Regions from separate parts of the Mus musculus genome. Here regions 2, 3 and 4 are each linked to region 1. Evidence: chromatin loops called from intact Hi-C (ENCODE). Cell type or tissue: gastrocnemius. All regions are shown on one strand.

The links. Hi-C counts contacts between places; a loop is a spot of excess contacts. Peaks named below come from ENCODE experiments on the same cell type or tissue, not always from the same donor. Only the 100,000 strongest peaks of a DNase experiment are listed, where the experiment ranks them.
Region 2: a loop joins it to region 1, with 4 times the contacts of the local background. A loop is called at or near these places in 17 of 42 quality-filtered maps.
Region 3: it touches region 1 in a loop (2.2-fold over the local background); 17 of 42 quality-filtered maps call a loop at or near these places.
Region 4: it touches region 1 in a loop (2.6-fold over the local background); 7 of 42 quality-filtered maps call a loop at or near these places.

The regions. Positions count from the first base shown.
Region 1 is chr10:75,584,151-75,592,150 of GRCm38, forward strand. It overlaps Ggt1 (gamma-glutamyltransferase 1), which reads left to right. Exons shown (of 15, transcript NM_001379537.1): 11 at 670-857; 12 at 1,008-1,135; 13 at 1,237-1,349; 14 at 1,441-1,554; 15 at 1,731-2,043. The coding sequence ends at 1,877. It overlaps Ggt5 (gamma-glutamyltransferase 5), which reads left to right and starts at 5,231. Exons shown (of 12, transcript NM_011820.5): 1 at 5,231-5,732. The coding sequence starts at 5,560. In gastrocnemius, a CTCF peak has its summit at 4,651 (motif pointing left); DNase peaks (open chromatin) are centred at 1,887, 2,253 and 5,187; H3K4me3 peaks cover 3,219 bases; H3K27ac peaks cover 5,901 bases.
Region 2 is chr10:75,701,086-75,709,085 of GRCm38, forward strand. All of the region lies in intron 26 of Cabin1 (calcineurin binding protein 1), which reads right to left. Gm40696 (a long non-coding RNA gene) reads left to right here. Exons shown (of 3, transcript XR_871835.3): 3 at 6,755-8,000. Among named protein-coding and RNA genes, the nearest start is that of Gm40696, 7.9 kb to the left of the region's middle. In gastrocnemius, CTCF peaks have their summits at 2,638 (motif pointing left), 3,189 (motif pointing right) and 7,760 (motif pointing left); DNase peaks (open chromatin) are centred at 2,635, 3,316, 3,662 and 7,748; H3K4me3 peaks cover 566 bases; H3K27ac peaks cover 2,056 bases.
Region 3 is chr10:75,690,739-75,698,738 of GRCm38, forward strand. It overlaps Cabin1 (calcineurin binding protein 1), which reads right to left. Exons shown (of 37, transcript NM_172549.3): 28 at 3,977-4,308. It overlaps Gm40696 (a long non-coding RNA gene), which reads left to right and starts at 6,400. Exons shown (of 3, transcript XR_871835.3): 1 at 6,400-6,592; 2 at 7,652-8,000. In gastrocnemius, no CTCF peak of the experiment used is centred here; DNase peaks (open chromatin) are centred at 3,249 and 4,100.
Region 4 is chr10:75,827,448-75,835,447 of GRCm38, forward strand. It overlaps Gstt2 (glutathione S-transferase, theta 2), which reads right to left and starts at 7,434. Exons shown (of 5, transcript NM_010361.2): 1 at 6,728-7,434; 2 at 6,205-6,292; 3 at 5,214-5,364; 4 at 4,948-5,121; 5 at 4,398-4,647. The coding sequence starts at 6,839. The coding sequence ends at 4,438. In gastrocnemius, a CTCF peak has its summit at 4,973 (motif pointing left); DNase peaks (open chromatin) are centred at 389, 1,319, 1,753, 5,022 and 2 more places; H3K4me3 peaks cover 2,495 bases; H3K27ac peaks cover 4,671 bases.

The DNA.
Region 1 (8,000 bases):
AAAGCCGAAGTCAAGCCTCTTCCTTCATCCTGTTCATTCTCCATTATCAGAGGGTTTATTTTCCCTAAAGACTTATTTATTATATGTAAGTGCACTGTAGCTGTCTTCAGACACACCAGAAGAGGGCGTCAGATCTCATTACGGGTGGTTATAAGCCACTATGTAGTTGCTGGGATTGGAACTCAGGACCTCCAGAAGAGCAGTCAGTGCTCTTAACCGCTGAGCCATCTCACCAGCCTTACCCCTCAGGTTTCATTCAGGGCTCTCCACTAGAATGCTTCCTGCCTCTCTATTCCTGTCGTCTGGCCTCCCATTTCCAATACTCTCCCTGCCTACTAGTGTTCTCTCCATGTTACACTGTTCAAGACTCGAATCTTCCCTGCTGATTCTTCAGCTCTGACCACAAGTTCCATAAACAATCACACAGATCATGTAAGAACATGGCAAGGGTCTAGTGGCTTGAGGGACAGACAGTCACAGGCTGGAGGTTAAAGAGGGTGTCGGACGGGATTTAGAAGGTACTGTCCCTAGTCCTGGGGAGGTCCTGGTTTAGCATAGAGGTAAGATCCGCGGCTGGGGCTTCCTAAGACCAGCTGGGACAGCCCTGTTGCATCCCCTTCCCGCCTCCTCCCTCCTAACCTCCTCAGGCCAGCTCTGGGGTCTCGGCAGGTGATCCGCAACATGAGCTCTGAGTTCTACGCCACCCAGCTCCGAGCCCGCATCACTGATGAAACCACCCACCCAGCCGCCTACTATGAGCCTGAATTCTACCTTCAGGATGATGGAGGCACCGCTCACCTGTCTGCGGTTTCAGAGGATGGCAGTGCTGTGGCTGCCACTAGTACCATCAACCTCTAGTAGGGGCTGTGCAGCTGCTGGGCAGAGCAGGGACCTGGGGGTGGGTGGGTGGGTGGGGCTCCTAGTAAGTGCTCTTGGCCTGGGCTGGGTGGGGACCAGGTGGGGAATGGCTGGGTTGTATATCATTATCTGAGCTGGCCTATCTTCAGCTTTGGCTCCAAGGTCCTGTCTCGGGTCAGTGGCATCCTGTTTAATGATGAGATGGATGACTTCAGCTCGCCCAACTTCATCAACCAGTTCAGGGTAGCCCCCTCACCAGCCAACTTCATCAAGCCAGGTGCAGGGTGGGAATCCTGGGATGCAGGGCATGAGTTGGGAGGGGGCTGGTACCCTAGGCAGGCAGCAGACCAGCCCCCTGTCTCCTCCTATGGATCATAGGTAAGCAGCCTCTTTCATCCATGTGTCCCTCAATCATCCTGGATAAGGACGGCCAGGTTCGCATGGTGGTCGGAGCCTCAGGGGGTACCCAGATCACCACATCTGTTGCACTGGTATGTGCCTTTTGCCTGCCCTTTCCTGCTCCTGTCTCTCTCTGCCCTTGCTCCTGGGCTATACTGACATATTGGTATCCTTTCCCGCCAGGCCATCATCAACAGCCTGTGGTTCGGATACGATGTGAAGAGAGCTGTGGAGGAGCCCCGGCTGCACAACCAGCTTTTACCTAATACCACAACGGTAGAGAAAGACATTGATCAGGTAGGCTGGGAGCTGAGGAGACAGAATCATGGTGTGGGATGAGAGAGCATCCTAGAGGCTGGCATCTTCTGAGTTACGACAAATCTGTGGCCCTGCTGAGACGTGCCCTGTCCTTTCTCTCTCTCTCTCTCTCTCTCTCTCTCTCTCTCTCACACACACACACACACACACCCCAGGTGGTGACTGCAGGCCTGAAGATTCGGCACCACCATACAGAAGTCACGCCCACCTTCATCGCTGTAGTTCAGGCTGTCGTTCGAGCATCAGGTGGTTGGGCAGCTGCCTCAGACTCCAGAAAAGGCGGGGAACCTGCTGGCTACTGAGTGCCCGGAAGAGGCAAGATTGACCCGCAGCCAAGGGACGAGAATGGGAACAGGAGCAAGAGTGGGACGTTGGAGAACATGCCGCCTCTGGGTGGGACAGAGGGAGCGCAATAAATGGAGGCCACCGCCAAGCTGCGGGAAGCCTTTGCGGGCTGAACTTTCCATATCATGGACTTTAGTGTCTTGTGTATGAAATGGAGTCATCTCACTTGGAAAATGACAAGGCAGGATCCTAAGACTTACCGTGATGTTAAGTCATGAAGCTAACACCAACCTTTAAGTGGGGGGAATCCCACCGTGCCTGAGAGTTAGGGGGATGGGGTAAACAGAACACCTAAATTGTCCTAAGCAGTGACACTTGCAATATCAGCCACTAGAGGGCGCCCCGACCTTGCCATTAACTGGAACAAAGCAATGACACTGTAGCTGTGGGTGGAGAATGCTTCTAGGACAGATGTGGGCTCTCATTGGCCCGCACTTAGGGGGTAAAACTGAAGGAGAGTAGACTAGAGACAAAAACAAGGCAATTTGGCTAAGGCCATACTTGAGGTCACTTTCCAAGCACAAACCCAGAGTGAAAGCCAAGCTTGTCTTGCAAGAGGCCCAGTTCTCAAACAAACAGACAGTCCCAGCAGGTCCGCCAGCTATAGAAAACCCACAGATCCACAAGGGGAACACAGCTCACAATGGATGAGCCCAGAAGAGCACCATTAGATACATCCCTCCTTGTGTTAGTCAGGGTTTCTATTGCTGCAATGAAAGACCATGACCAAAGCAGCTTGGAGAGGAAAGGGTTTATTTGGCTTACATTTCCACATCACAGTTGACCATGAAAGGTAAGGACAGGCACTCAGACGGGCCAGGAACCTGGAGACAGGAGCCAATACAGGGGCCATGGAAGAGTGCGACTTGCTCCTCATGGCTTGTTCAGCCTTCTTTCTTATAGAACCCAGGACCTTCAGCCCAGGGATGGCGCCACCCACAATAGGCTAAACCCTCCTCCATCCATCACTAATTTAAAAACTGTCCTGCAGGCTTGCCCACAGCTAGATCTTATGGAGGTATTTTCTCAGTTGAGGCTCCCTCTCTGATGACTCTAGTTTGTGTCAAGTTGATATAAAACTAGCCAACACACTCTTTAAGGGCAGCCCCTCATGCTGTGTCAAGGTCTATAGAACTCACAGCTGTGACCACGAGGTAAAGAGACACTTGGAGACAATGTAGAAGTGAGCCACCGGGGTAGTCACAGCCTAGGAGCTAAATATTGCCCCTTAAAGTGAGCACAAGTTGGGGGTCCCTGAGGGAAGGGACCCAGTGGCTGGAGGAGGGTCCCAGGAGGCTAGAAGTCCTGGTGTTTCCAACCTGCCCATGGGAAAGCAGGGTTTTCCTGTAGGTGTGCTCCATGTCTGAGCTCTAAAGCTCTCTATCTCTGGGGCTCCTTGGGGAACACAGAAGCTGGGCTGAAGGGGGGGGTGCCAGCCATTCCTCAATCCATATTTGAAGGGGAGAAGGCAGGATTCCCTAGGCCAATATATTAAGATATGGTATATCAGTGTTTCATGCCCCACTGGACTGGCCGGAGATTTCCATGGACCCAGGGTGCTTGAAGTGTACCGCGCTCTCCCAGACCCACTGCGTATAGCCCAGAGCTTCTTTGGAGACTTGGGGACTTGAGTGACCATCCCCTTTCTAGTGCCTTTCCATGTTACTTCCTGGATAAGGGCCTTTGGAGCCACCAGACCTGGCCTTCCCAGCCAAGTCCAGTATGATAGCAAGCCTTGAGAATCCGTAGAACTGCCTCTGAACTCTGGTCTGCGCCTGACCAGGATGTCCCAGCCAGGGACCAGGAGGGGAAGATAACCTACCCTTGTGTCTGCTTGTTCCCCCCATACTGCTTTGGCCTTAGGGGACAGTGGCCCGTGAGTGGACTGGCCTACATTCAAGAATGTGCTTTGGTTCCTGGTTGAGCAATGACATGACATTGTAGTGTTGGGGACAACTGGGATGGGGAAGACTCCCACAGACACTCCCCTCTTCCTCTAGGAAGATGTGGGAACAGGCTTACAGGAAACAGCCTCCCTTGTCCAGGCTTAGCAGGGACTCTGGGTGTGACACTTAACAGGATGGGTGGCCAGTGCGGGCATTCCCTCTCTGGGCCTCTTTTTTTTTTTTTTTTTTTTTTTTTTGGCATTGCCAAGCCGGGGGGTACGAAGATGGGGGCGGGGGGCATGCTCAGTGGAAAGAGAGTGAGGAATGATGGGAAGGCCTGAAACCAAGAGCTCTTCTGCCCTGCACATGTATTAATTCTGATCACGAGAGCACATTGGTGGGTCCTCACTGCTCCAGCTGCCTCCCACTGGAACATCCTGAGATCATGGAAAGATAGGACCCAAGCCAGGCTCCCAGAGGAGGAGGCTCACCAGCACAGAAATAGCCCTGAGTTCTTCTGGACTCAGCAAGTGGGCCTCTGAGCTGCAGAAAAAGGGAGGGCACTTGAGCAGGGCAGCCTCGTCCTTTAGAGGTCTAAGGTTGAGTTTATGGGTCACTATGTCCCAGCACTGTGTGTCAGCAGCACTGGGTGTCAGGGCACTGGACATCTGGCCTGCCTGCCCACTCCCTTCCCACCCCATGCTCAGATGTTTGGATGAGGCTGTGCCAGGCTGTAATAAAACGGTCCCGACGAGGCTGGAGAGCTGGCTCAGCAGTTAAAAGCACTGACTGCTCTTCCTGAGGTCCTGACTCTAAATCCCAGCAACCACATGGTGGCTCACAACCATCTGTAATGAGATCTGATGCCCTCTTCTGGTGTGTCTGAAGACAGCTACAGTGTACTTACATATAATAAATAAATAAATAAATAAATAAATAAATAAATCTTTAAAATATTTTAAAAGATTCATTTCTATAAAAATTTTAAAAATTAAAACAGCACGGTCCTGAGTGGCTACCTTGGTCTACCTTCAGCCCCATCTCTGTACCAGCTGGGTGATTGCATTGAGAGGCTGCCTGGGTGGAACCAGTTGGGAGTGGAAGCTGGGGAATGGAGTTTCACCCTGCAGGAGACACCCTGACCCTGAGCTGTTGGGAGGCAGGAAAACAGTGAGAGAGGTTCCCTGAGTTCCATGTCCCAGTTCCCCTGGGTGCATCAAGCATCACATTTCCAATGGCACTGGGACTGAGGAGTCTTTGGGTGGTGTTGGGGCAGCAGGGCAGGCCATGGGATCAACTGGCGATGGAAGAGTTAACAGCGGCAGCTGGCTCTTCTCAAGAAAAAAAAAACTCCCTGTAGATGCCTGGCTTGCCTCCAGGGTTGAGCCTCGGGAGCTGAAAACTGCAAGTTCAGACCTGTGGCTAGTTCTGCCTCTGGAGGAGAGTGTAGCAGCAGCCTGGCCACAGCCTGCCGTCTGTCTATCCATAAACCCAGGCTGGCTGGCTTCCTGTTTCTCCTCTGTAACCTGCCTGGCCACCTATCTGTAAGGCTGTCCGTCATCCTTTCTGTCCAGTTGTCTGGCCTGTGTGGCTGTCTGTCTTGACCCATCGATCTTTCCCCTCTGTCCAATAGCCTGAGATCACCCTGTGTAGCTTCTTTTCCCTTCAGTTTGTCAGTCAGTTTGTCTGTCTCTGTCTGTCCACTGCCCTGTGTGTCCAGTTGCCTCCCTCTCTGTCCCTGGGCCACTGAGCCATGGCTTGGGGTCACAGGGCCACGGTCTGCCTGGTCCTGCTGGGTGTAGGTCTAGGTCTGGTTATCGTTGTGTTGGCTGCGGTCCTTTCTCCTCGTCAAGCCTCTTGTGGTCCCGGTGCCTTCACGCGTGCTGCGGTAGCGGCTGACTCCAAGATCTGCTCGGATATTGGACGGTGAGTAAAAAGTGGGTGTGAGCTCAGTGGCCCTTGGCAGCTAGCGGGTTGTGCCTGGAGACTGTGTAACTGTGGTGGGGGTGTGAAGAGGGACACGCGAGTGCCGGCTGTGCTTGCGGTGGGGTAAAGGCCATGTGTGGTTTGGCTTCCTACAACAGTCCCAGGGCCCTTGCACAGAATGGTGTATGTGTGTCCATAGGGAAGATGGGGACTCTGGACAGCATTGCAAAGATGGTGTGAGTCTATTATTGAAGATCGGCTATACAGTGCTGGTTGGAAAGGCAGACTGGATGAGACCTGTGACTTTGTGCCTGCTGGTTCTGACCAAGACTGGACCTTTTTCAGAAACCTGGGCAACGGGCTTCAGGGTTCCATACATTGGTCTGCCCTGCCACAGAGAGAGGGAGGTCCCAGGGCCAGTATAAGAAAGCACGTTACAGCTGTCAGGACCTCCCTCTCTGTGGCAGGGTCTGGCCTTGGTGAGTGGAGTGACTGATGTGGAGGCTGGGAAGGAGGGAGAGAGACAGACAGAGACAGACACAGACACAGAGAGAAAGAGAGGCAGAGACAGAGAGACAGAGACAGAGAGACAGAGAGAGGAAGAGTGGGGAGAGAGAGACAGACAGAGAGATAGACAGAGAGACAGACAGAGAGAGAGGCAGAGAGAGAGGCAGAGAGAGAGGCAGAGAGACAGACAGAGAGAGAGGCAGAGAGAGAGGCAGAGAGAAGCTACAGTGGTTGTTTCCTGACCTTCCAGGAAACCCAGCCCATGGGAAGCCTATGCTACCCACCATGCTGCCACAGGATTACCCTGAGGCAAGAAGTCACTCCTGGTCCCCTGCCTCCCACTGGGGCCCTGAAACCTGGACAAGCCTCTCCTTTTTTCTGGTCATCTGGGTCTCCTTCCCAGAATATCTGCCTGGTAGCCCACTGTCAGGGTTCAAGTGCTTTGTAAACCCAAGGCTGGGTCCTGCAGCAGGCAGAGTGGTGGTCCTGGCCCAAAATACCATGCTGTTATGCTTTTTTTTGACTGTTATTGAATGTACCTTCTGTCTGTCTGTCCTTCCTTCTTCCTTCCTTACATCCTTTCTTCCTTCTGTCCATCCTTCCATCTGTCCTTTGTCTGTTTGTCCTTCAAACCATCTGTCCTTCCTTCCTTCCTTCCTTCCTTCTGTCCATCCTTCTTTCTGTCTGTCTGTTCATCTGTTTTTCCTTCCATCCTTCCTTCTGTCTATCCTTCCTTCCTTCTGTCCATCCTTCCTTCCTTCTGTCTGTCCTTCCTTCTGTCTGTCTTTCCTTCCTTCTGTCCTTCCTTCTGTTTGTCCTGCCTTCCTTCCCGCCTCCCTTATTCCATCTGTCTACCCATTCTCTTCCACCTCCCTCGCTCACAGTAGCCCGCAACCCTGCTAACCTGGTCCTCTGAGTTCCCAGACTTCCTGGAGGATTCACATCTACATTTAACTTGGAACTCCATGGGAATAGCAGCCCGGATCAGTAGGGACAGTCCTTTCTACGTCACATGGCGCTCCCAAGGGACTCAAGAGTTAAGACCAACAGTTGCTCTGTCTCCATGAGATGCAGCATCTATTTAATCCTTCTAGAATACAAAATTGTAACTGAGGTGGGGTATGTGTGCACGCTCAGGCCCCACAGAAAACCAGCCAGAAGAGCAGCCTCTGTGAACAAAGGGGCGTGCTTCTACTATCTGTGAGAAGGCTCTCTGAACAGGGAGCATTGGTCTGCGAGGCCCAGGCTGTGGTTGGTGCTAAGAGCCTGCACTCTAAACTCTCAAGCTTCCCCTGGTGGAAAGCGGATGTGGGTTCCCCCACAGTGTTTTGTTAAACTCTTCTTGCTTCCTGTTCTTGTTTTAAGAAGTCAAGGGTGGGAGGGAACCTATGGACCCAGCTGCTTACCGTAAGAGAGTGCTTGGTGACCATAGCCAGACTAGGCCTTCAGGAAGGTGCTGTTGTGTGTCTCCTGGCCAAGAGCTTTTCATTCGACTTAGGCTGTCTGCCCGGGGGAAGAACCTGGCCAGTGTCACTGTGGGAAGTCTTGGTGCTACTGGTATTCCCCCCTACTGTTGCTGCTGCTGTTCTTGCCAGGATGGGAACGCTGTGGAAGGGTCAGTCTTTCTAAAGTCCCTCACCTCTCCCCTGGGACACCAGTGTGCCCAACCCTAGGTACTTAATGGCCACACCCTTATTTACCAAAATCATAGAAGGTAAGGCTGCTTTGGGGTTCTGGCGAGTAGGTTTCTGGAGGGCTGTC
Region 2 (8,000 bases), 120 kb after region 1:
CAAAGCCTCATCTGGAGAAAACACAAAGCTAGCAGCACAATGAAGGCAATCATAGCAACAACAGACTGCAGCCTTGCTTGGAGGCCCAAAAGCAGGACAGGTACATCTACTCCAGGAGTAAATATTATTTATTTCAGTTAGTTTCTGTGGTCCTACATGTGGTATCTAGCTAGTATTCACTATAAAATTATAAGACATATGCACATGCATTAAGAAACAAACAAAAACGCATACTGTAAAGAGGCAAAATAACAGAACTAGAATTGGAGATGATCACTGGCTATTTAAAATAGCAACGATTAATGTGATGCATAGCTATAATTAGGATGTTAAAGCTATAGTGGAAAATCTGCACACTACCCACGGACAGATGGTAAATTTCAGGAGTGAGCTGGAAATTATAAAGAAGAGTCAAATGTAGTTTCTAGAAATAAACAAACAGTAACGAGAAATGAGATGACGCTTCTGGCCAGGCTTCTCAGCAGACTTGACATAACAAGGATGAAGGATCAAAACTTAAACTAGAGGGCTGAGAAGACGGCTCAGAGCTTCAGAGGAAGCACTGAAATTCTTACATTGGACCTGAGTCTGGCTGCTAGCACCCACACAGTGGCTCAAACCCACCAGATCCAGGGGATCTAGCACTCTCTCTCGTCTCTGGGTATGGGGTGCTCACATACTGTGCATATTTATACATGCAAGCAAAATGTTCACACATGCAGAAAAAAATTAATTCTTGGTAAAACAAAACTTGAAATTAACTGAATATAAACAATCCAAATTGAAGGGGTGGGGTGGCAAAGCAGACCAGAGCACGTGAATGGCCTAACCACTACTCAGAATCTCAGAAATGAGAGAGGAGCATTTGTTCAGCATATGCAAAGCCCTGGGTTTACTCCCAGCACTGCAAGAATTAAAACACAGGATAACCAAGACTTTTCCAAAAATCATAAAACACAGAGGCATTAAGAACCTCAGAAAGCACACCCTCTACACATGATGGAGGGATCACACAAGGTCTGACACCGAAGGCCAGGCAGAACACTCACACACATTAAATAAATCAATAAATCTTTTTTAAGGTTAAGAAATTAAAACAACAACAACTTTTGATCAGAAAGCATGTACTAGATAATAGCTTAACATCGGGGCAGGAGGAGAAATCCAGATTTTTGAGTCAGTAAAAATAATTTTCTACAAGGTAAGAGTAAATGAAGACCTTTTTGAAATAATAAGTAAATTTATTATCAGTAAGTATGAGTCATGAAATGTTAAGGTAGAATGAATATGGACCCAGACAGAAAGCTGGACCTGTATAATAAAAGTGAGCTCTCTAGAACTGGCTGAGGTGATGATAAACTTTGTAAAAGGCCTTCTTCTACCAGGTGTGTGTGCTGCTGCTCAGCTGTAAGGCCAGCACTGATGAGGGAGAACACAAGACCTGGTGTCAAAACTAAACTAAACCTAAACTAAAGTAGCAGCAAAGCATGAAGCCTTCTAAAACACACAAAAGTAAAATGCATAAAAACCACAAGAAGCCGGAAGACCCTTACAGTGCTGTGAAGAAGTGCAGTGTCTTCAGGTTGGTGGTGACTAATGGTGTCACTGTTAGCCGGAAGGCACAAACCACATTTGTGCAATCAGTGAATAAGTGATAAAGTAGTTTGGGTATCTGAGGGTGAAGTAGGGATCTAGAGAGCCAAGTCCAAATTCACCCTGTCACTGACCAGCTATGCTGAGATGGGGCAGAGGCAGACACAGCCCCACTGTGGCCCTCCCAGTCCTCCTTCAGAACCTTAGACATCAAACACTGGTGACTGTATCAGCAGGTAATCCCAGGGGATTGTACAAGCTACTTGGTGGGAAAATGGGAAACAAGGTGGAATTGTTTACAAAAAGTAGAAAGCCCGGAGCCTGGCAGGGCAGACTGTCAGTGCTGAAATCCTGCTCCTTTGTTCGAGCCTGGAAAACCTAAAATCCATGCCACAGTGATTTGCACTTTGGTTCCCCTCTATGTAAAACTAAAGAACAGTGACCATTTCCAAAACTGTCATTATGATTACACAGGTCATTAAACACAGGTGCCTGTGCAATACCTGGCACCCATAAAAATGTCAGCCCAATTATCCATTCCTAATTGTTACAGAGACTAGGTACGATTTATCAGTAATGCCACACACTAACCATCAGACATTTTATTCTGAATAGTTTTGCTGAGCCACACTGCAGTGGGTTACGGGTGCCCTTTCTTAACCAGTGCCCAATCACTGACCTCAAGCCAAGAGAGAGACTTGCAGAGGAACACTGAGAACTAGCTCTGACCTCCAATACCTGCTCTGCTGCTCTGGCCATGAGACGGAGGTGTCAACACGTAGCACAGTAGAGACGGCTGTCAGGTCCACAGCCCAGTGAGTGATAGCTCCTAAGTTCAGCTGGCCAGATGTAATAAAAACAGAGGATTTGGGCCACAGAAGAGACCAAAGCTGGAATTGTCTTACTTGATAAAAAGCTCTTCCTTACTTTCAGGGTCAGGCATGGGGCTTCCTAAGTCCTGAGTGAGGGATAAAGGCCAGGCCTGCTACACTCAGAAGAAACTCCATCTTGGGTCTCCACTGTAAGGGACCACTGCTCCCTCTGCAGGACTGATAGCCCATTGCTGTCTCCGTAGAAAGAGAATATTGAGAAATGGTGACCATTATTAATTACACTTACAGTAATCATATAAAAAGTCAGTATAATGGATACATGGGGGAGAACCACAGCATTACAGAGGCCAGAGGACAATGCTTTCATCAGTCATCTCCTCCATCTACATGAGGACTCCAGGCACAGGCCTCAGGGAACAGGCTTGCTTAGCGAGTGCCTTTACCTGCTCTATCTTGCTAGCCCTTGTTGAAGAACTTTGAACTAAAGGGTCTTTGGTGCACATTCCAATCTCATATCTGCTACTGACATGCTAGACAAACATGGCTGAGTAAGTCTACTGCCTTAGGGCTCCCATTTCATGTTTCTTAACACAAGCATCCTTATTCCTGAACATGGGATCTCCACAGGCTCTACCCCCTCACACACGCTAATGACAGCATAATGACCTATCCCATCCCACAGCATTCGCACTGGCCTAGACAGAAACATGAATAGCTTGGGCAATGCCAGAGAGGCCTGAAAGTCTCCAGAAGATGGCAGCCATGCCCTTGCTGTTAGCATCCCCAAGAGAGCCAGGCCAGGGCCAGCTCATCTCAGGCAACAGGAAACACGCTGTGGGGACTGCAGACTGAGAAGCATAGCCAACCAACACTGAGCTTCAGGAAAGCATCCAGGCTTTGCCAGGATGATCTCACCACTGGCACAATGCCTCACTAGCTCACTGGCTCTCAAGCTGTTAGGCTCGCAGCCTAAAGGAATTGCCAGTTTGGTGGAATCCCAGCTGTGATCATTGTAAAAACAGAGGATTGACTTGAGCAAATGGGTATTTACTCCTAATGAGCTAATGCCTGCGCAATGCTTCAACACGAGGGGACCACGGATCCACAAGCAACATGGGGAAGACAGCCAGACTATAACGGGAATGCTGTGGGCAAGAAGAGATGATGGAACGGAGGGTTGTGCTCCACTGAAAAGCAACACCCCGCAGAGAGAACACTCTTAAGCCTCTTAAAATGCCATGAGAGGCACAGCAGCCACAGGGGAGGGGCCAGGCTGGACAGCCTGGGGATGCACTTCCCCAACCTCTCACATGCGTGAGAAGCTCTGAGAGCTGGCAGAGCTCAGGCTGCCACCGCTACTGAGGATGTTGTGGTAGCTCCAGTTCTCTCCTCAGGGATGAACACAGTATAAAGCAGCCCTAATAAAAGCACAGCTAATGGAGCCAGAATCACCACAGTCCTGTGGCAACACCTAAAGGTCACAGTGCTGGACAGTGCCGGGGGTTAAAGGTTGTACACAACAAAGACTAGGAAGCCGGAGCCAGCAGGGCAGGCTGCTGCCTGCTCGTGGGATGCTGGGGGCTTACATGTATTAGAAATAGAAGACGGCAATGGCCATCGACATAGGTCAGTAGATGTAGGCCAGTCATTAGGATTTCTATCTGGCATGCATAAAGCCCTAGGCTCAATTCTCAGCACCACATAAACTAGTAACTCCCATACCCACTAGGAGAGGCAAGAGCATCAGAAACTAGCCAAGTCATCCTTGGCTAGAAAGAGGGTAAGTATCTTCTCCTGTCCTGCTTCTTCCAAGACTAAAGGCATGAAAGACTTGTATTTTTTAAATTATGTGTAGAGGCCAGAGTGTTGAATCCCCTGAAGCTGGAGCTAGAGGAGGTTGTGAGCCATGTAACACGGGTGCTGAGGATTGATCTAAGTCCCCTGGAAGAAAGGCAAGTGCTCTTATTCTCTGAGCCATCTTCTCCAGGCCCAAGATTAGAAACTTTAAATTGCAACTTCTTTTCTCTTCATTGTATACATGTGAATGCAATGCGAGCATTGTGTGTACGTGGAAGGTCCCTCAGGCATAGTATGTGTCTTTTCCTAATGAGCCCTCCCTCTGTCTTGCTACCCCATCCCCCTCCTCCTTCTCCTCCTTTGCAGTAAGAACGTTACTACACAGCCCTGGGCCTTGGGATCCTCCTACTTCAGGCTCTTGATTTCTGGGATTGCAGGCAAGTGTCACCACACTCAGCAAAGGTGAATTTCTTCAAATAAGATACGTTAAGAGGTTGCAAAGTTCAGGATTTTGTTTTTCTCTGTTCCTGCAGGTCTGGTGAGTATGAAATGGTGGGTAAGATAATCCTGATTACAAAGTCCAAGAAGACACACATGGTTCCACATCAAGTACCCAACTGGCCAGAGGAAGCCAAGTTTCCCTTCTTTCAGAGCCATAGGGTAAAGACGAATGAAAAACTCTTAGAAGATACCCAGAAGCCTAGCCTGTGGTATACAACTATAATCCCTGCACTCAGGAAGCTAAGGCAGGAGCCAGCCTGCGCTACCTGTCAGGATCTGACTTTAAAATATAAATAGATAAGTAGGTTGCTGTAGTGTGCATGCATACAGAGCCTCCCCATCCCCTCTCCCAGGGAGCCATATCTTCTCTGGCACAGCTGACTGAGGACCTTGAGGAGGCAAACAGACAAAGATAAGAGAGAAAGTGTGCCAGGCACATTTCGCAATATGATAAAAGTACCCTCTTTCTGCGACCAGCTAATGAAGGATGGCTCAGGGGCTGGATGAAATCAGACAAACAACAGAGCCTAGTAGCTCTCCCACAACAGAAGGCCAGCCTTAGACTCTAAAGTCGGATCAGTTAGTTAGGAGTAACAAGGAAAACTGTGTGAAGCCTGGGGCAGCCTCTCCTCCTCCTCCTCCTCCTCCTCCTCCTCCTCCTCCTCCTCCTCCTCCTCCTCCTCCTCCTCCTCCTCCTCCTCCTCCAGAAGCCATGCCCTTGAGGCTTACCAGTGGGGCAGAAGGAAAAAAGATGCTACTGACCACACTGACTCCCAGAAGGCCCTCTGCAGAGTAGTCGTCTTAGCTCTTTAGGCCAGAAGTTGCACCAGAGACTTCTGGGAGAGCAGGGTCAGATTCCTTTTGGGTGGTATTCCCACACATCACTTTGAGCCTTTGGGGAGGACTTACCCTCCCTGGCCAGCACTACATCTGTTTTCTGGATAGCTGAATTCAGCTTTGTCTCAGCTTACACAGCACCTGGCCCAGGCACACTGATAAAACCAGGGAGTGTACAGCCGCATGGGGCTAGGGCACTGGCGCGAGCACACAGCTAAGAACTGAGCTTCAGTTCCACCTCTTCCACACAGCTGCCAGTGGGCACTGCAGACCTTTCCTGGGATCGTAGCTGAGGGTCCCAAGAGGCGGACACTGACACTCAAGAGGGCCTTGGCAGGACAAGGGTGGGTGTTTGGCTAATGTTACTAAAGCAGAGACTACTACCCTGCTTGCCTGCAGAGGGCCACATGTGGACAAAGGCGCAGGCAAGATTGCCTTGTCTGCCTCTGTTGCCTTGTCTCAGCCGTCTGCTCCATCTCTGAGGGGGTCCTGGAACACAAACTGCAGGTGCCCTGGACTTGAGACAGAGCAAGAAATCTACAGAAATCCTTTCTGATCGACCTAGCAAGAGACTGGCACATGAATGGGACCCCTAAGGACCACATACAGCCCACTTTAGCCCTGAGTCTCAGAAGCTAGGAGTGTATTCTTCTGAAGAAGCGGCCTGGTGGTCAACAGGAAAGAAGATCAGCACTAGCAAGTAGGCTGCAGGCAGGGCTTGATCTTTTCATTTACAATGTTCTTTTAAAGTTTTGCTTATATGGCAACTTTTCATTGGAATGAATACTTGGGGCAAGATTACATTATCTGATTCTCTGAATCACACCAAGGCACAGGCGCCACTCCAGCCTGCCCTCTCTGCATCCTGAGGGGGAGAAAGCTCAGCTGCCAGTCACCTGTTGATGAAGCCCTGGTACTCTCCACTTCCAGGGCAGGAGTCAAAGGATTCAGAGCCCACTACGAAGAGGGAAAAGGGCTGGCTTGGGGATAGAACGGCAGCCTGTCCCAACAGCTCTGAAAGGAGGTTCTCTTTTGAGTCTTTCTTCATCCAGGTTTCACCATGCTCAACACCACAGGATGCCCAGGCTGAGAGAGCTTCCTTGGGAGATGCGGGCTTCCAGGAGCTCCTTCAATGTGTTTGTGACACTTGCTCCAGCAGGAAGCCTTATAACAGCTCTTGTTTATTCCCTCAGGCTAGACCAAGGAATATGCAGGAAAGACTTGCCATCAGAGACTGCAATAACAGCTCTTGTTTATTCCCTCAGGCTAGACCAAGGAATATGCAGGAAAAGACTTGCCATCAGAGACTGCAATAACAGCTCTTGTTTATTCCCTCAGGCTAGACCAAGGAATATGCAGAAAAAGACTTGCCATCAGAGACAGCAGAGACTTTGACCAGCCAACCTAGAGAGATCAGAATGTCTGCCAACCAGAAAACAAGTTTCTAAAAACCACCAACTCAAGTAGAACCAACATTCTGAGAAATTTCCAACTAGGCAAAATCCATTCCAGCTGGTCTTTGCTAGTCAGCTACCAGGAAATGATGGGTCCACCAGGAATGGAGCTGGCCACAGGAAACATGGGTGCCAATAGCAGGCTGAGGAGACTGCAAAGGCACCAAGGAGAGACTCCAGAAGCATGAACACCTTGAGAGAGAAGCAGCAGCAGGTGGGCAGCAGGGCTTCACACCATGGGGAAACAGGCTGCATTCCTACCCTGTCAGCCAGCTTTCCTGGGTCAGTGAAGCAATGCCAGACACTTCAAGCTCCACTTTGCTCAGACAGTAGTGCCAGGAGTCTGGTAGTCACTGGGAATCAGTCTCTTTCACTCTAGCTCAGGTCAGGAGATATACCGGCCAGAGAGAATTCAACCTCTCTGAACTCAACTGCCAAGAACAGAGGACACCAGGACAGCGGGCAGCCTATGGCTATCTGGTGTATTTTCCGGGAAGGTTCTTCCAATTAAAGACAAGGAGAATCTGTGTGTCTGGAGCCAAGCAGGAGTCTGTGGCCCTGTCACTCTGCTGCTCTCCTGAGTCCTTTCCCCACAAAATCCCTTTGTGGCCACTCCAACACACTGCAGGGCTCTGTAACTCACATTGTCTTTGTGCCCACCCCCACCCCCAAGTCCCCCTCAGTGTCCTTAGACTGATGTAGTCATCCGAATGCACAGCCACCGTCTCAGGCGCCACCTAGGGGCATGCAGGCTCAACCACCGCAGCGCAGGGCACTCTCAGCGCGGTGCCCTCCTCCATGCCTAGCACACAGCGGGAGCTGTTTAACTGCCACCATCAGCACTGGCCTGAGAGAGGGTCTCAGAAAGGTTAAGAGGAAGAGTGGGCGCAGAAAGATGTCAGCTGAGTGTCCGGAACAGCATGCTCCCCTGGGAGTCTCTCCCACTTTGGGCAGGTCTGTTTACAGGAATATGGAGCTCCTACAG
Region 3 (8,000 bases), 110 kb after region 1:
CACTGAAGTAACACCCTTGCTGTGCTGGGACAATCGATACTGGTGACACTGGTCAGCTAGGGCTGAAGAATCAGCTGTGGTTAGCTTGTTTCACTACACAAGGTTCATTCAATTGTTACAGGACTACCTTTCTTTTAAAGACTGCAGAACATCCCACACCATTATTACCTATAGACTTTTAGTACACTTGAAACTGGGACGTGTATATCACCAACTTTGGTTTTTATTTGGCTGCTTGGCTCCAGGGTCCATTCTGATCAGCTGCTCTGCACTAGACTGCTTAGAGTAGTTATAGCAAAAACTGAAGGATCTCAGCTCCAGGACAACAGGGCAAAAGTGGTCATATGTCATCCTTCATCCAGACCCCTAAGGATGAGGGTAGGAGCCCAAATGGTAAGATCCAATTAGAGCATGCCCTCTTCTCCTGGGCTTTTCCCATGGGCTGGGGGAGGTTTCTATGACTACAGACTGACAGCTCTGGACCTGATATCCTGGTGAAAAGTGTGACCCTGGACATGAGAGCCACTGTGGCTTCTACACAAGTGATCATTCCTAGCTAAGGGCTTAAGGGCTTAGGCTCTTGGGCCCACAGTATAGCACATCAGAAGCTTTCCCTCACCTTCCTCATACAGCAAAATCAGCCTTGGATGGGAGGACAGTCACACATAAGCATCAAGGATCCCGCAGGAGAAGACCTAGGCCTTGGCAACTCTGTTCCAGGCACAGTCCTCAGAAGGCCTTGTTTTTTGTTTTTTGTTTTTTTGAGACAGGGTTTCTCTGTGCAGCCCTGGCTGGCCTCGAACTCAGAAATCCGCCTGTCTCTGCCACCCAAGCGCTGGGATTAAAGGAGTGTGCCACCACTGCATGGCCAGAAGGCCTTGCTGCAGGGGTGTGCGATGGGCAGGAGCTACAGAGATGCAAATAAGGGAGATGGGTCTGGCTAAGAGGAAAGGACAGCCATTGTCCACCCACTGCCATTATCACAATAATTCTGTGCATCACCACCAGTTTCCTTCAACAAAACAACCCTGAGCCTCCAAGAGTGTCCAGCCACAGTGCCTGGGTCTGTACCTAGGGGGCCAACGACTGCACCTAAAGGGACATGTCAAAGATCGAAGGGGTCAACAGCAGCTAACTGTCCAACCCAGAGAAGCTCTGCCTGTTGGATGCCAAAGTAGTCAGACACCTGACATTCCAGTGGCCACCGAGCCACACAACAGCAACAGGAAAATATCACTGCTAAGCCTGTAGGGAAGACTTAAACAGCAACCAACCAACCAACCAACCAACAAACAAACAAAACAATTTAAAAACCAGATTGATGTCAAATACACACATTAGAAAGTGTTTGTTACCAAACAGCCATGTGTGGAGAGAGGTCAGTGCTTGTCAGCCAATGTCCCTGAATTAGTCAGCTACAGTGAGCTGTGTTCCACCATGGAAGAACCGGCAGAGCGGGCACCTAAGACTCGTCCTCTAACAGAGGCTAGGCCCTCAGCAGCAGGAAGGTGTTAATTCAAACAATCCGCAGGGCCTGGTGCTAATCTATCATTCAGGTTGTAGGTGGCAACTGGTGTTCAGCAAAAGCCTGTCAATGAAGCTCACAAAGCTCCCCCAACAGCAGAGGCAGCCCAGGGACATGGTCAGGATCCAGAGCATACCAGTCATCCTAGAAGCATTCAATGTACACCTGGCTCTCTACAGTATGGTCTCCATGGGATGTCTAACATTGAGAAGTGAGTGTCTGTCTGCCCCAAAGGAGATCTCTCAGAATCGTGGCCAGCATGGCATTTCCACAAATCAAGAAACCCAATCTAAAATTTGGCCAAGAAAAGAGCCAGCAGAAACTAATGGATATGGCTGGGTTGACTGGATCCATTGCATGATCCACTACAGAAAGACCCAAATGACCCAGGGACGATCGTGGGAAGAGTACAAAGGAGAACACCACACAGAGCGGGACACACTTAGCAGTGAAGGACAATGGAGCTAACTGAGTCCCGGGCAAAACCACAGGTCCTCATTCACACTTGGTTCCATTACTCAGCCCTGGTAAACCAGAAGCCCGGGTTCCCAGATGCAAAGTAATAAGGCCTACAACCAAAGTCCCCAAATTAGCATTATCTGTCCCCAGGAGTCAGAAGTAGTATCAGCCCTGAGAGGGCTTCTGACTTTAGAGTATGGAATTAGGATTCTCTCCTACCCCTCCCCTTTCCTCCCCTCTGCTGTGTCTTCTTTCCTTCCTCATTCCTCTGCTTCTCTCTGGCCTCAAACTCAAACTCTCTGAACTAAGGATAGCCTGGATCTTGTAATACTCCTGCATCTGCCTCTCCATGGTGCGGAGTGCAGGAGTGCACCTCTGACCCTGCCTGTATTTACTTACATCTGACATAAACACGACTTTGAAATATCTATTTAATAGCTCTCATCCAATGAAGGGGACAACATTATTCAACAACACCTGGCACATGCTAAACACTCCACACGCCGGCATCCTTAGGACGGAAAGAAAGTCTTTAGCAGGACATAAAAGCTTGGTGGGGCCTATATGACAACTCACTCTTCTCCGACCCACCTGCACCCTCTTCCTCTTTCCTTCCCTGGGGAACAATGCATGCCAACCATTCTGCACCCCACATGCTGTCTCAGCCTTTGTTAGGGAAGGCATGTGAGAACACAAACTGTCTGAGCCGAGCATGGACAGCAGGCTGGCCAGCAGTGAGGGGACTATGGAGGGCTGATGACTACAATCTCCTACCAGGACTTGAGAGGCTCTGTACCCAAGCTCTGCTGCTCCTCACAGAGGAAAGGGTTACCAGAAATGACTAAAGCAGTAAAGACAACAGCTAGGGCCCTGTGTACAGAAGTCTGGTGCATAGAGGTAAGACTCACTGCTGAAAGTAGGCCAGGTAGTGAGTGAGCCCAGCTTTTCTGAATGGGGTCAGCAGCACCGGCCAAGAGCAGCTAGGCAAGCCAGTCTACTGTTGTTTGATTTACAGAGACTGACAGTAATGATCTTCTCCCTCCACAGGTCTGCTGAGGCTAACTTCACCTACTGTGTTTTAGAAAACTGTCTAAGCTACACGAACACGTCAGTCACTGCAGGGATGAGGAATAACCAGTGCCAAGCCAGGGTCTGTTTCCCTAGACAACTACCCTCCCTACTTGGTTCTTCAATCATGCAGAACGTGGTGGGGCCCAGAACAGGGGCAGCAGTGACTCAGGAGTCACGTAAAGGCAGGTCTCACAGCTAGACTGGAGAAACCCCACTTCTCACGCGGTCCAGCTCGCTCTCGCTGGCTCTCACCACACAGCCCTCTGTGGGGCTGCTGGCGTGGGCTGGCTGCCTTTCCTTTCCTCCCTCAGGCCTTACCTGCTGCCCTCACATTACAGATCTCAGCCTCCACAGAGCTGCTGCAGCACTCCACTGCTCTGCATCCTGCTAGCCTCTGTCATGCTGGTCACAACAGAGCTCTTCTGCTTGCCCGTGTGTATATTTTTAACCTGAGCATACCGCTGAAGGAACAGGCACCAGGGGCAGGGGACCTCTCCCCATTATCTCTTGAATAAGGAGTGACTTATGGAAAAGAAGGTCACTCTGGTCCTTCCACCAGTGTTAAAAGCCAGAAGAAAGGGTCTGCCCGGAAAGCCCCTGGGAACACTGACAACTAGGGCACAGCTGTTGCTTTCCAAAAGAGCTGAGGGAGGCTCTCAGCATCCAACATCTGGGAAGCAGGGGCTTCAAGGGTGGATCTGGCAGCTGTACCCATGAGGGGAGCCCAGGGCAGGCGACAGCAAAGAGGCCTCTGTTCCAAGGAACACTGGACCACACTTTGGACTGCCTCTGGCTCTGTAGCTCTTCTTCCCATCTCTCCCAGATAAGTTACCCAAGCCCTGACCCCAAAGTTCCAATCTGTTTTGGTTCAGCCCGTGAGCTGCTCATCATACCAACGTCCCTCTCCAGGGCCCTTCTTACCCGGTGAGTCTTGCTGTAGGTGTAGAGGAAGGCCAGCCGGTAGAGACTCTTGTAGTGCTGTGGGAAGCGGCTCAAGCACAGGCAGAAGGAGGAGATGCACTGCTCTGTAAGGAACTGGCGCTGCTCCTCAGCACCCGCTGGCAGCCCCTGGGGAAAAGCCACCGGCTCCCCTAGGGAATCACCCCTCTTCTTCCCATCCCACAAAGGAGGTGTGGACGCTGGGGGCTTGCTGGGGATGTAAGCAGAGGCTGAGGAGTCTGCCACAGGCTTCTGGACGCTTTGTTCTACAACCCGGAAGGCCTCTGTGCTCTCCAAGGACTCTTCTGTTTTTCCTACAATTAAGAAGGAAGAGAAAGTCACTTGGTTTTGAGCTCTTTTTTATGCAACAATCTATCACAAATAATGGAACACCTCATTAAGGTGACAGGGACAGCTGGGTTGATGCCCATGCTTGATGGGCAATGAACCCAGCAATGGGAGATACAGGGCCCCACACTAGCACTGGCTCTGCCTACTGGCTGTGGTCACGTAGGCTCCTGTCCCAACAAACAGGAGGCACCAGCTGGCTTCCAGCAGAGGGCCCAGAGGCGACAGTGGAGGAGCTCCAAGCTGGGCTCTGGCTCCTACCTAGTGAGTGGTGGCACAGGTGCTATTCGGGATGGTCTAGGAACACAAGAAAGCAGCCCACAGAGGGGAGGCGATATCACCACTGCTAGTCAAGCAGCTCGGGCAAGTGAAATACCTGTTCTACTGGTAGCAAGTACCTCAGCCTAGAGTCTACCTGACACTCCTCTCTGGGACTGCTGCAGGGGTGGCAAGTGTTTATGTATAGCTCCTACTTGAGAAGTCCAATACCTGAACAGTCAGTCAACCCTGCTCCTCAGGCAGCATGGGGGAGCCCAGGATCAGCCTCAAGATGGCAGAGCTGAATGACCTCATACCATCCCTTCTAAGGCACAGCCTAGTTGGCTGTCCATGGAGGAGGCTCTCTGGCCCAGGGAGCAGGAGATTGGGTGGCTTTTGGCCCATTGCCTTGCGGTATTCTGCGTTTGGCATATCCTACACAGCCTGTCTGGAGAAGGAGCCAGTATTACCTATTCAGAAGGTATAGTGTACTGTGGGTGAAGCCTCAGAGCCCTCCTGCTAATATGAGGGAAGCCAGACAATAGCTGAATCCTAATTTGGCAAAATCAAGGACCAAGACTCCAAGTTATCTTCACAGCAAGTACCAGCATAACTAGGCAGACCTCAGGTATGTGGCAAGGCTGACAGTTGTACTTTTGCGTCAAGGAAAGAACTGAGCAGTCTCTCTGTACCTATCAGGTCCCTGCTATCCCAGCTCCCCAGGACACCTCCTTTCCACTGCCACTGCAGTTGGACACGCGCTGACCTCTGCCTTGCCCACTGACTCACTCGCTCACAGACCTCAGCACTCCACTCAGTGTTTCCTCTTTTGGGCTGTCTCACCTAAGGTAGAATTTGTAGAGGACTGTTTCCCGCCCTGGAGCCCAGAGCTTAGTAGGGGCCTGTTCTAGAGCTTAGTAGGGCTGTTTTTGTTTTGCAGTGCTAGGGATGAAGCCCAGGGTATTACCCCAGCTCCCACCCCAGTATCTGAAGTGGACTGGGTAAGGGTCAGAGGTCCTAAAGGGTCTTTGCTGACGTGCTATTGTGCTGTCATCTCCTCTCTTGTGGCTAAGGATGCACTCTGGACCCCTAATTTCAAGCTGGCACCCATCTTGCCAAGGTTACCATCATCTTGCTCACAAGCACATCAAGTTTTTGTGTTCCAAATGTGACTCAACACAAGCAGTGGGAACAGTGGCTATGAGCCCAATCGGAGGCTCTGGGAAGGCAAGGGAATCAGAGGATGATCCAGCCCTTGGCCTAGGTCAGGGGTCAGGAGTCAGAGATGACACTAAATGCTCAGACATAAAGTCTCAGGAACAATGTTGACAGAAAGCAGGCAGAGTGAGGTTTTAATCCAGTTCAGTGCATACATCTGAAGGACCAAAGACGATGGTGATCTCTGACAGCTACAGCTCAGCTGCTCAGACTTCTGGGTGGCCCAAGAGGTCTAGGAAAGATGAGGCGAGCTGCCTCACCCAAACATCCACTCAATCTGCTAACTGGGCCTCCTCACAGATTGCTGCAGAGGGTCAGAAATGGTTGTAAGTCCTCATGATGCTAGGATGTCAAGGAAAAACCCAATACCAGCAGCATGAAGATGGTATGATACGGTCCTCCCACCCAAAGGTGAGAAAAATACACACTTTCACTCAGCCTAAACGAGGTCTTTATGGCAAGAACTAGTTTAGAATGCTTCTGATACAGGCATTGAGGCTAGCAAGCGTGGGAGTTCTAGGAAGCATGTCAGCCTACCATGGTAAATTGGCTCTATCTAGTGGTTTCCTGGGAAGGGTGGAGGGGACACAGCTGAACACCAGACACAGACCTGTCAACCACAGATAATGCCACTATCAACTAGAAAGTAGGCCATGTGTGGCCACAGTACGGCAGGTCTTAAAGAGTTCCCCGAATGGGCTACACTGGTTACTGACAATTTCTACTTTTGAGTTTACATACTACAGAGGGAGCCTGTGTTTAAGTACTGAAATTGTAAGTACTGGTGTTCTCCCCCTCCCTCCCTCGCTCCTTCCTCCCTCAGTTCAGGGCTAGGCGGGAAAGCAGACCCCACTCCCATCAGTACTCACTGCCTGGTGGACCTGCTCTTCAGTGGGCACCAAATGTCTGAGCACCAAATGTCTGGAGTCCATGGCATGCATGGACTGGAGGAAGCAGCAGGTTGGTGGCAGGGCTGATCAGAGAATGGGCCTGGATTTCAGTGGGCACTGGCCTGCAGCTCAGGCTTTCTCAGGGAGGTTGAGAGCTAGTTGTGGCCTAACAGGACAGCACAGAGGCAGAAAACTCACCTAAGCTAGGCTGGGAGTGGGGAGGGACAGAGACAGAACATGTCATTTTAAGCCTTCTAGCCACTGTAATAGCCTCTGGTTCTATCCTAACATTCCTCACCAATGGCCAGCAATGCACTGAGTAAGAGAGGCAGGATGCTAGGACACTCCTCAGTTTAGAAGGGCCCTGTCTCACACATGATGCAAAGAGGCTGGAGGGGAAACATACCCCATTGGTCATTTGAACACTTGCTTCACAGCCATTTCAGGAAGTTGTAGAAGCTTTAAGATGCAGGGCCTCGCTGGAGGCATGCTGGGTACAGAGACCTTTTAGAGTGACAGTCAGGTCCCTATTCTGCCATAGCTTCCACTGCAAAGGACAGAACTCTACCTTCTGTAGACCATATCCCCTCAAACTGTGTGAAGCGAAAGATACTCTTCTTCCCTTAAGTTAGCACTGTCAGGCGCCTTAGCCATTGCAAGGAAAGATGTAATAACTAAGACTGACGTCTACAGGGACAGTTGCAAATAGTCTACTGCTTGGCGGGCCACAGAACATCAATCAAGAGTCTCACTTGTCTAAGAGAAAAACTAGCAATGCTATATTGGAATGTGCAGGGTATGTCACCTGTCTCCTTTCTACCCCAAATTTCCTACAGTATATTTATATCCATTACAGAATATAACCAACAGGAAGGGGGTCAGCACAATGACTGCCCAGAATGTAAGGTAGTGACTGCATTTCTTTTTAATTTCTGGTTTTCAGAGACAAAATGTACTCGGACACTCACTCTGCTATCAAACCTGTGACCCACTCACCTCAGCCTGCTGAGCACTGGTTACAGGGATGTACCACCACACTTGGCTTTAACCTTAACCCCAGTCCCTTGTTATTCTTTAAGAGTCCCACTGTATAGCCCTGGCTGGCTTCAGACTCACAAAAATCCACCTTCTTCTGCTTCCTAAGTGCGGGGATTAAAGGCATGCACCTCCATAACTAGCTTTAACCTGTCTCTTGATGGGAACCAGGTACAGTAAATCTATCTGTTAAGAGTCCTATCCTCCTCCCAATGGTTTTGGCCCCACTATCAGTTACAAGTGAGCCTCTAACTTGC
Region 4 (8,000 bases), 240 kb after region 1:
ATGTTTCGGCAGGCATTTCCTTCTGCAGGGACCCAGGTCTGCCCTCTGTCTGGGCCTCACTCATCCCTGTTAGCATCTCCACTCCACACGAGGGAAGCAGCCCTACCCTGTGGGCTAGCATCACGGAAATGTCTGAAGTTCAAGTCTGGTCACTTTGCCCCTCCGTGCGGTACTCTCTCCATGTGCTCACCATGGTCACACCCCCTAGGCCTATTTTGGCCTGGGCACTTCTGTTGTGGTGTGGAGGGGTAAGCTATGGGCAGCAGAGTCACTGTGGACCTGGAGGACAACTCCTGTGTGCAAGGGGAGCCAGGGTTTGGCTTCCATACTGGAAGATGCTGATTGAGTAGGGTGTGGGGTTGGCTGCAAGCCTGAGTCACCCAGGCCTTCCTGGGCTCCTAGCCAAGACCTCCTAGGAAGTTGGCAGGACCCCATTCTGAAACCTGAGGAAGTAAGAGTCATTCTCTGGACCTGACACACAGAGTTTGGCCATGCTTATCACAGGCTCTGAAGCCAACCAGTAGTTAGGACTGTGGGAGATGGATACCCCCAACACACGCGTAGGCACGCTCACACACACACACACACACACACACACAAATTCATACTGTGTGCAGATGACATCTTCCATGGTTTCAGGAACAGCTCATGGCTCAACTGGATGAGTGAAGTCCCCTCCACACACACCCTTTTGTCACTCTGACTGTGTCAAGCAAGATCACTGTGCCAGCTACTTTATGCCAACTTGACACAAGCTAGAGTCATCAGAGAGGAAGGAGCCTCACTTGAGAAAATGCTCCATAAGATCCAATCAGGGTGTAGGCAAGCCTAAAGCACATTTTCTTCATTAGTGATTGATGGGGGGAGGCCCAGCCCACTATAGGTGGGGGTATCTCTGAGCCGGAGGTCCTGGGTTCTATAAGAAAGCAGGCTGAGCAAACCAGTGAGCAGCATTCACTCTGTGGCCTTGGCCTCTGCACTAGTTCCTGCCTTCAGGTCCCTGCTCTGTTTGAGTTCCTGTCCTGAACTCCTATGATATGGAAATGCAAACTGAATAAACTTTCCCATGACCTTGCTTTTTGATCATGGTGTTTCATCACAGCAATAGAAATCCTAAGACAGTCACTGTGATCAAGTAACAGGATGTGGCTGCTGTCCCTGGAATGAGGAACTAGGACACAGGTGCAGGGCTGAATCTTGGCTAGGACCTAGCTTCTCTCCAAGGATAGGCTCTGCTCTGGAAGCCATAGGGAACACAACCAACTTGCTGTTCCAAAGTGGAGGAGGAGGGCCTGGGCTAGGAGCCAGAGTTGGCCTATAGCCCAGGCAAACAGAATCTGTCTCATGAAGGCAAGTAGGCCCAACAGAGCAAGGGGTCACCCACTAAGGCCTGGGGTAGGAATCTGGGCTCTGGTCTGACATGCTCAAATGTGCCAGAATCCCCTGGCCCACACTGCCAGGAGCTGTCTCTGATTCATCAACCCAGGCAAGCTCCCCATTGCTTGAGAACCCATGCCCTCTCCACAGTACACAGTTCACTGACTTCCTGAGAAGAGGTTCTGTTCAACCAGATAGGTCAGTGATTGGCAGACCAAAGAAATGATTCTACCCAAGTCTAGCTTAAGCTTGGTGGGGAATGGGTTTCCTGGGGTTACTCGCAGGAGCATGAATAACACAATAGCCATGGCGTTACTCAAAGGCCCATCAGTCTTAGGGTTTCTATTATTGCAATGAAACACCCTGAACAAAAATCAAGTTGGGGGGAGGGGAGGGTGTATTTGGCTTACACTTCCACATCATGGCTCATCACCAAAGGAAGTTGGGACAAGGACTCAGGACAGAAACTCAAACAGGGCAGGAACCTGGAGTCAGGAGCTGATGCAGAGGCCATGGAGGAGCATCATCAATATAGTATACCAATGTGATATTTTGTGGAAGAAACAGATGATCAAGATACCTTGTAAGTTATGACATAGGGTAGGAGAGCTAATTTATCCTTAAGGCAAGCCTGTAAAGGTGTACTGCTGGTCTTGCCAACTGAAAGCAAATTGCTTCTAGAGATCTTTATGGACAACTACCAGAAAAGGGGTGGGGGGGGGGCATTTGCTAAACAAACAGCTGTATACCAGGTACCAGGAGAGGTGGTAACTTGCTCAAATAAGAACACTACATCTGGTACAGCAGCTGTAGTCGGAGTTACTACCTGATTTAGTTTTCAATAGTCAACTGTCATTCTCTATGATTCATCTGTCTTCTGCACTGGCCAGATAGGAGAGTTAAAGGGAGATGTGGTGGGAACCACCACCTCTGCATCTTTCAAGTCCTTGAAGGTGGCACTAATTTATGCAGTTCCTCCAAGGCATGTGATACTGTTTCTGATTGACTTCTTCCATTTAGCATAGTCCTAAACAGCATAGCCCTCTTTCCATAGGTCAGATCTGTCACAGCAGTAACCCACAATCCTGGTGCCAACTTTTTTAGGATTTCTGTTGCTACAACAAAACACCATGGCCAAAAAGCAAGTTGGGGAGAAAGGGGTTTATTTGGCTTATACTTACATATTGCTGTTCATTTTGAAGGACAGGAACTCAAACAGGGCAGGATCCCGAGGGCTGCAGCTGATGTAGAAGCCATGGAGGAGTGTTGTTTACTGGCTTGTTTCCCCTGGCTTGCTCAGCCTGCTCTCTTACAGAAGCTAGGACCACCAGCCCAGGGATGGCACCACCCACCATGGTCTGGGCCCCTCCCTGAAATGATCACTAATTGAAAAAATGCCCTACAGCTGGATCTCATATAGGCATTTCCTCACCTGAGGTTTCTTCCTCTCCTCTCTGATGACTGTAGCTTTTGTCAAATGGACACAAAACTAGCCAGTATGCCCAGCTTTACTGCTGATAAATTAAAATTTGAGTGTATTTTTTTTTTCTGGGAATTGAGTAATCAAAGGCGGAGCAGAAGCCTCTGACTGAGATGGAAGATTTTCTGTGATGTAATACTGACTTTCCTGCTGTGATGACCTCTATGATAATCTTAGCTGTCTTTGCAGCATGTTAATATCTTGTTAACATTTTTTCCCCATTTTCTGTTTTATAGGAATCCTGTGACTCGCTTGTGGAAGTCAGAGGACAGTTTGCAGCACTTGGCTTCTCTCCTTCCACTCCCTAGGCTCTAGTGATGGAACACAAGTCAACAGCCTTGGCTGTAAGTATCCTCAGAGGCTGATCCATCTGGTTGACCTCTTAATTCTTTTTTTTTTTTTAGGATTTATTTATTTATTATATGTAAGTACACTGTAGCTGTCTTCAGACACACCAGAAGAGGGCGTCAGATCTTGTTACGGATGGTTGTGAGCCACCATGTGGTTGCTGGGACTTGAACACTGGACCTTTGGAAGAGCAGTCGGGTACTCTTACCCACTGAACCATCTCACCAGCCCAACCTCTTAATTCTTAATGTTAAATCCTTTCTGTTGTGTGTTCTCACCCATGGACACACTTGGAGGCTTACATAACAATGTAAATAAATCAGGTTTGTTGTTACTTGTAAACTATCTGAGGAGATAAAAATGTTTGCCCAAAGACATCTTATTTATTCTTACACTTCAATGACTAATTCTTGTAAAACACCATCTACCTCCCTGAATGGCTTGTTATGATCATTTTTTTTGCCCGTGTAATAATTTTATGTGGATTGTTATGTGACTTTTCTATGATTAACCATAATGTTTCACGGAGTCATAATTTGATTCCATGCATATTATAGGACAGTATAATAAAACCAATTAACGAGCTGGGCGTGGTGGCGCACACCTTTAGTCCCAGCACTCGGGAGGCAGAGGCAGGTGGATTTCTGAGTTCGAGGACAGCATGATCTACAAAGTGAGTTCCAGGACAGCCAGAGAAACCCTGTCTCAAAACAAACAAAAAAACCAATAGCTCTTTATTCCTTAAACTATTCAGACTCTTTATTATAATAAAACACAGATGTCTACCAACTTTTGATTGGTTTCTTTGGGTGTGTTACTGTTTTTTTTTTTTTAAAGCATCTTTTATATATTATTGATTTGGGTCTCCTATAGGTTGTGTATACTGTACCTTAAGAGAAGCATGCTAAGGATAGCTGGTGTTCCTTTTAAAGCTTCTCTCAGAGTCAGAGAGGGAGCCAGGATAAAAGACTGGGGCAAAAAGAAACGTTAAGAAAAAAAAGGAAAGGGGTTGGTGAGATGTCTCAGTGGGTAAGAGCACCCGACTGCTCTTCCAAAGGTCCGAAGTTCAAATCCCAGCAACCACATTGTGGCTCACAACCACCCGTAATGAGAGTCTGAAGACAGCTACAGTGTACTTACATATAATAAATAAATAAATAAATATTTTTTAAAAAAAAGAAAAAAAAGGAAAGAAAAAACACAAAATGAGTCTTTATTGCTGGTCAGACCACTCAAGGAATCCTAGCAATTCGAAGCTGCATGCTGGCATGGACCTCCGGAGGGGGTACTGGTAACATTTTCTTGGCTGCCTGTCCCAGGATGCTCAGGATGGTGCTATGAGCCTCCTGACACAGCTCAGCACCCAAGAACGCCTCCACCCTCTCTCGCCATGCTGTCAGCTGAGGCCGTCCCTCAAACAGGTTATAGCCAAGAGCCACGGGCTGTAGAGACAAAGATGGGAAAGTCGAAGAGATACCGAGGGTCCCATTGCAGGCAACACAAGCATCATAGACACAGCCCCATGGGAGGTCTGGGGCACTGTGATCAGATCCAGGACCTGACAGCAGCCAGAAGCTGCCCCCCACCCCACTCCCCACTTCCCACCTAGACAGGAAACAAATCACACAAAGTTCCCCTCTATGGTTCTGGCTTTTCCCAGACCACAGTGCTTTGGACTTGGGGAAGTAGCAAAAAGAAGAGTCCGCCCTTAGCTACTACTACCCCATCTGCTGGTCTCCTACCTGCATCAACTCCTCCAGAGACATGAGATCCGCTAGCGTCACCTGCTGGCCAACAAGGAAGGCCCTGTCCCTGAGGAACTTGTCCTCCAGCTGTTGCAGAACCAGGACCATTCTATCTCTGTTCCGTTCCACCTTCTCCTGGGGAACCTGGACCCCAATGAGTGGCCCCAACACCTGGCAGAACGACAGAAGAGCTCAATCTATAAATAAGCCTGACTCTTACTGGGTGCCCAAGGTTCAGCCCCTCCCCAGAGGACCCTGGATACCTTGGTCCATAGGAGCACTCCGAAAGTACCACGGATGTTGTCGGCATGCCAGCCCAGGTATTCGTGGACTTGGGCACGGGCCTGTAGGTCGGCCGGGTACCAGTGGTCTGCCACCTGGTACTTGGAACTCAGGTAAATCAAGATGGCTGTGCTGGGAATCATAGAAGAGGGGCTATATGGACCATGGGAAGAGGGGATTTAAGGACCTTGGCTGTTTCCCATCCCTTGGCGGGGCCTTCAGAATTCTCACATTTGAAGTACTTCCCTCTGGTCTCACCACCTATCTCTCCATGACTCTTGCCTGTCCCCAGAGCCTTTCTTCTCTGCAATGTTGTGCATGGTGAAACCCAGAGACACACACAGACACACACAGACAGACACCAGCAAGAGCTCTGCCCCTCTCCAGGTCGCCTCTTTTTTTGATGTCGTGGACACTGACCCCTGGCCAGACCTTTTTCTCTCCGCCTTTCTTTTTTGGTGGTGGTTGTTGTTGTTTTGTGGGTTTTTTTTTGTTGTTGTTTTGTTTTGTTTTTTAGCTCTCTGACACTAGACTCTAATGGGAGAACCAAACAGTCTGTGAGCCCTGACCCTTTCATTGGTCTCCGGGGCCAAGCTTTGGCGGATTAAACAGGACATCTAGGAAGTTAGGAGAAGCCCTTCCTAGTCCTTTGTTGAATCTACATTTTTTTTTCCCTAACCCTTGACAATCGTCCCCTTGTCGCCTTCCAATACCCCTCAATCAGGATAGGGAGGCCTGGAGGGGGAGGGGGGGAGTCCAGCAGATGAAACAGGACAGAAGCAAGGGACATGCTGGATCAGCCCTCTAGTCTTCCAGGACCCCTTCCCACAGAGTCTGCTCTAGCCAGGCCCCCTCACAGCCTAGGGTCGGAGTCGGCCAGGGCCCCGCCCCGCACCCCACTCCAACGGAAGTGGGGCGGCCAAAGGGAGCCGGAGGAGGTAGTGAGGGCTCTGGGTATATTTACAGCTGCACCTTTCGGTCAACACGAAGCTTCCGTCTTTGAGTACAGGAACTTTGTTTAAGCAGTTCACCTGGGAGAATTGCTCGCTCATGTGCTGCCCTGGGAAGGAAGAAGCCAGAAAATGCGTGCAAGGACTCAAGCAGTATTCCTATTTTCCCCTTTCTCTTTGCAACCAGAGCAAGGTCGAAACGGCCAAAATCCGGATGGGCCGGGAACCAGAGGCACAGAGGTGGCTCAGCTATGTGTCTCTTCCCTGCAAAGTCTCCGGAATTTTGTGAATCTAAACACTGCGTGCCTTCAAAGCAGAAACTGTAGGAATCTTTCATTTTTCTCCCCACGTCCCAGGACAAAAAGTCTCTCTTGTCAGAGCGGAAGTTACGTTTAAAGAGGGCTCTGAACTGACTAAGACCACTCCAAAGAGAGCAGAGCATTCCTTGGTGGACGGCGCTGGGGGTGGGGGGGGTCAGATGATGGGGAGATTGTACCCAGGCAGAATGTGAAGGACTGACATGGTCTAGGGGTAAATGTGCCAACCTTTGAGTATATCCACGGTACGCGTCTGGAAGGGGATGCCATTCTTCTTGGCGAAGATGTAGACAGCGCGGCTGGGTTGTGACAGCAGGTCCAGGTAGAGCTCCAAGCCCATTGCCGGTAGCGACACAAGATGGTGTGCCGACTGCGTTCGATAACAGCAAGCTGGGGTCCAGCACAGCCTCAGTTGGCCAAGCCAAACGATTTCCTCCTCTGGATAGCTGACACCTGCTGATCTTGGGGAGGGAGACGCTTTGGAGGACTTTATACCAAAAGCAGGGCTGAGGTGCGCGCGCACTCAGACTGACTTATGCGATTTGCTCCAGCGGACCGTGGAGCCAGGAATCCAGCCCAGGACCTTAGTCTCACCCGGACGCGGAAATGGCCTAGCTGGGCTTTCGTGGACCCAACTCAGAGTTCTGTGGACGTAGTCGTTTGCGGGGAACTAGACCGCTCAGCTCCTAGCTCTCAGTTACTGCAGGAGGGGATCTTAGAGGCTGATCGCTGATCCTTCTTTAACGGGTGAAGCTTGTTGCAGGCTGCTAGAAACTTTGCCTTAAGGAAGAACTGTGGTTGGTCCAGCTGCCCCGTGCAAAACAGGTCGTCTAAGAACACTGGACCTCCCCAGATCTGTGAGGCTGGGCAGCAAAGCTTGAAGGAGTCACAGGACCACCTCTCTCGCCCGCCTCCAACACTCTCCACGGTAGCATCTTCCGATGGGGAAAAGAGGTGCCCATTATCACTGGCTTTATCTGAATCTTTTAGAGTAGCTATAGCCCGTGGGCCATATCGGGCACCAGAATGTTTCCCTGGGCGTTTTTCTTTTTTTCTTTTTTCTTTCTTTCTTTCTTTCTTTTTTTTTTTTTTTTTTTTTTTTTTTTGACATTGAGGGGTAGGGGTCTTGCTATAGCACAGGCTGGCCTCAAACCCTTCTGCTCCATTGATTCTCCTGTCTTAGTTTCCTGAATGTCTGGGACTCCCAGGTGAGACCTATCCTGCCTGGCTTTCCAGGGAATTTATGTTTGTTTGATTCATTTGGTTGGCTATTTTTTGTTTTGTTTTGTTTTGTTTTGTTTGAAACAGGGACTCATATAGTCCAGGTTGGCCTCAAATTCGACTTCATTTTCCAAGTGCTTAGGACTACAGGCATTTGCCATAGAACCAGTCTTACCCTGTGAGTTGATAGCTAGGAGCTGTGGTAGCCAGTAGGCTCAAACCGAGCTCTCTCAAGTGGCCCCTCCCCTCGCCCCTCCCACCGCCAGAACCGTCTGAAGCC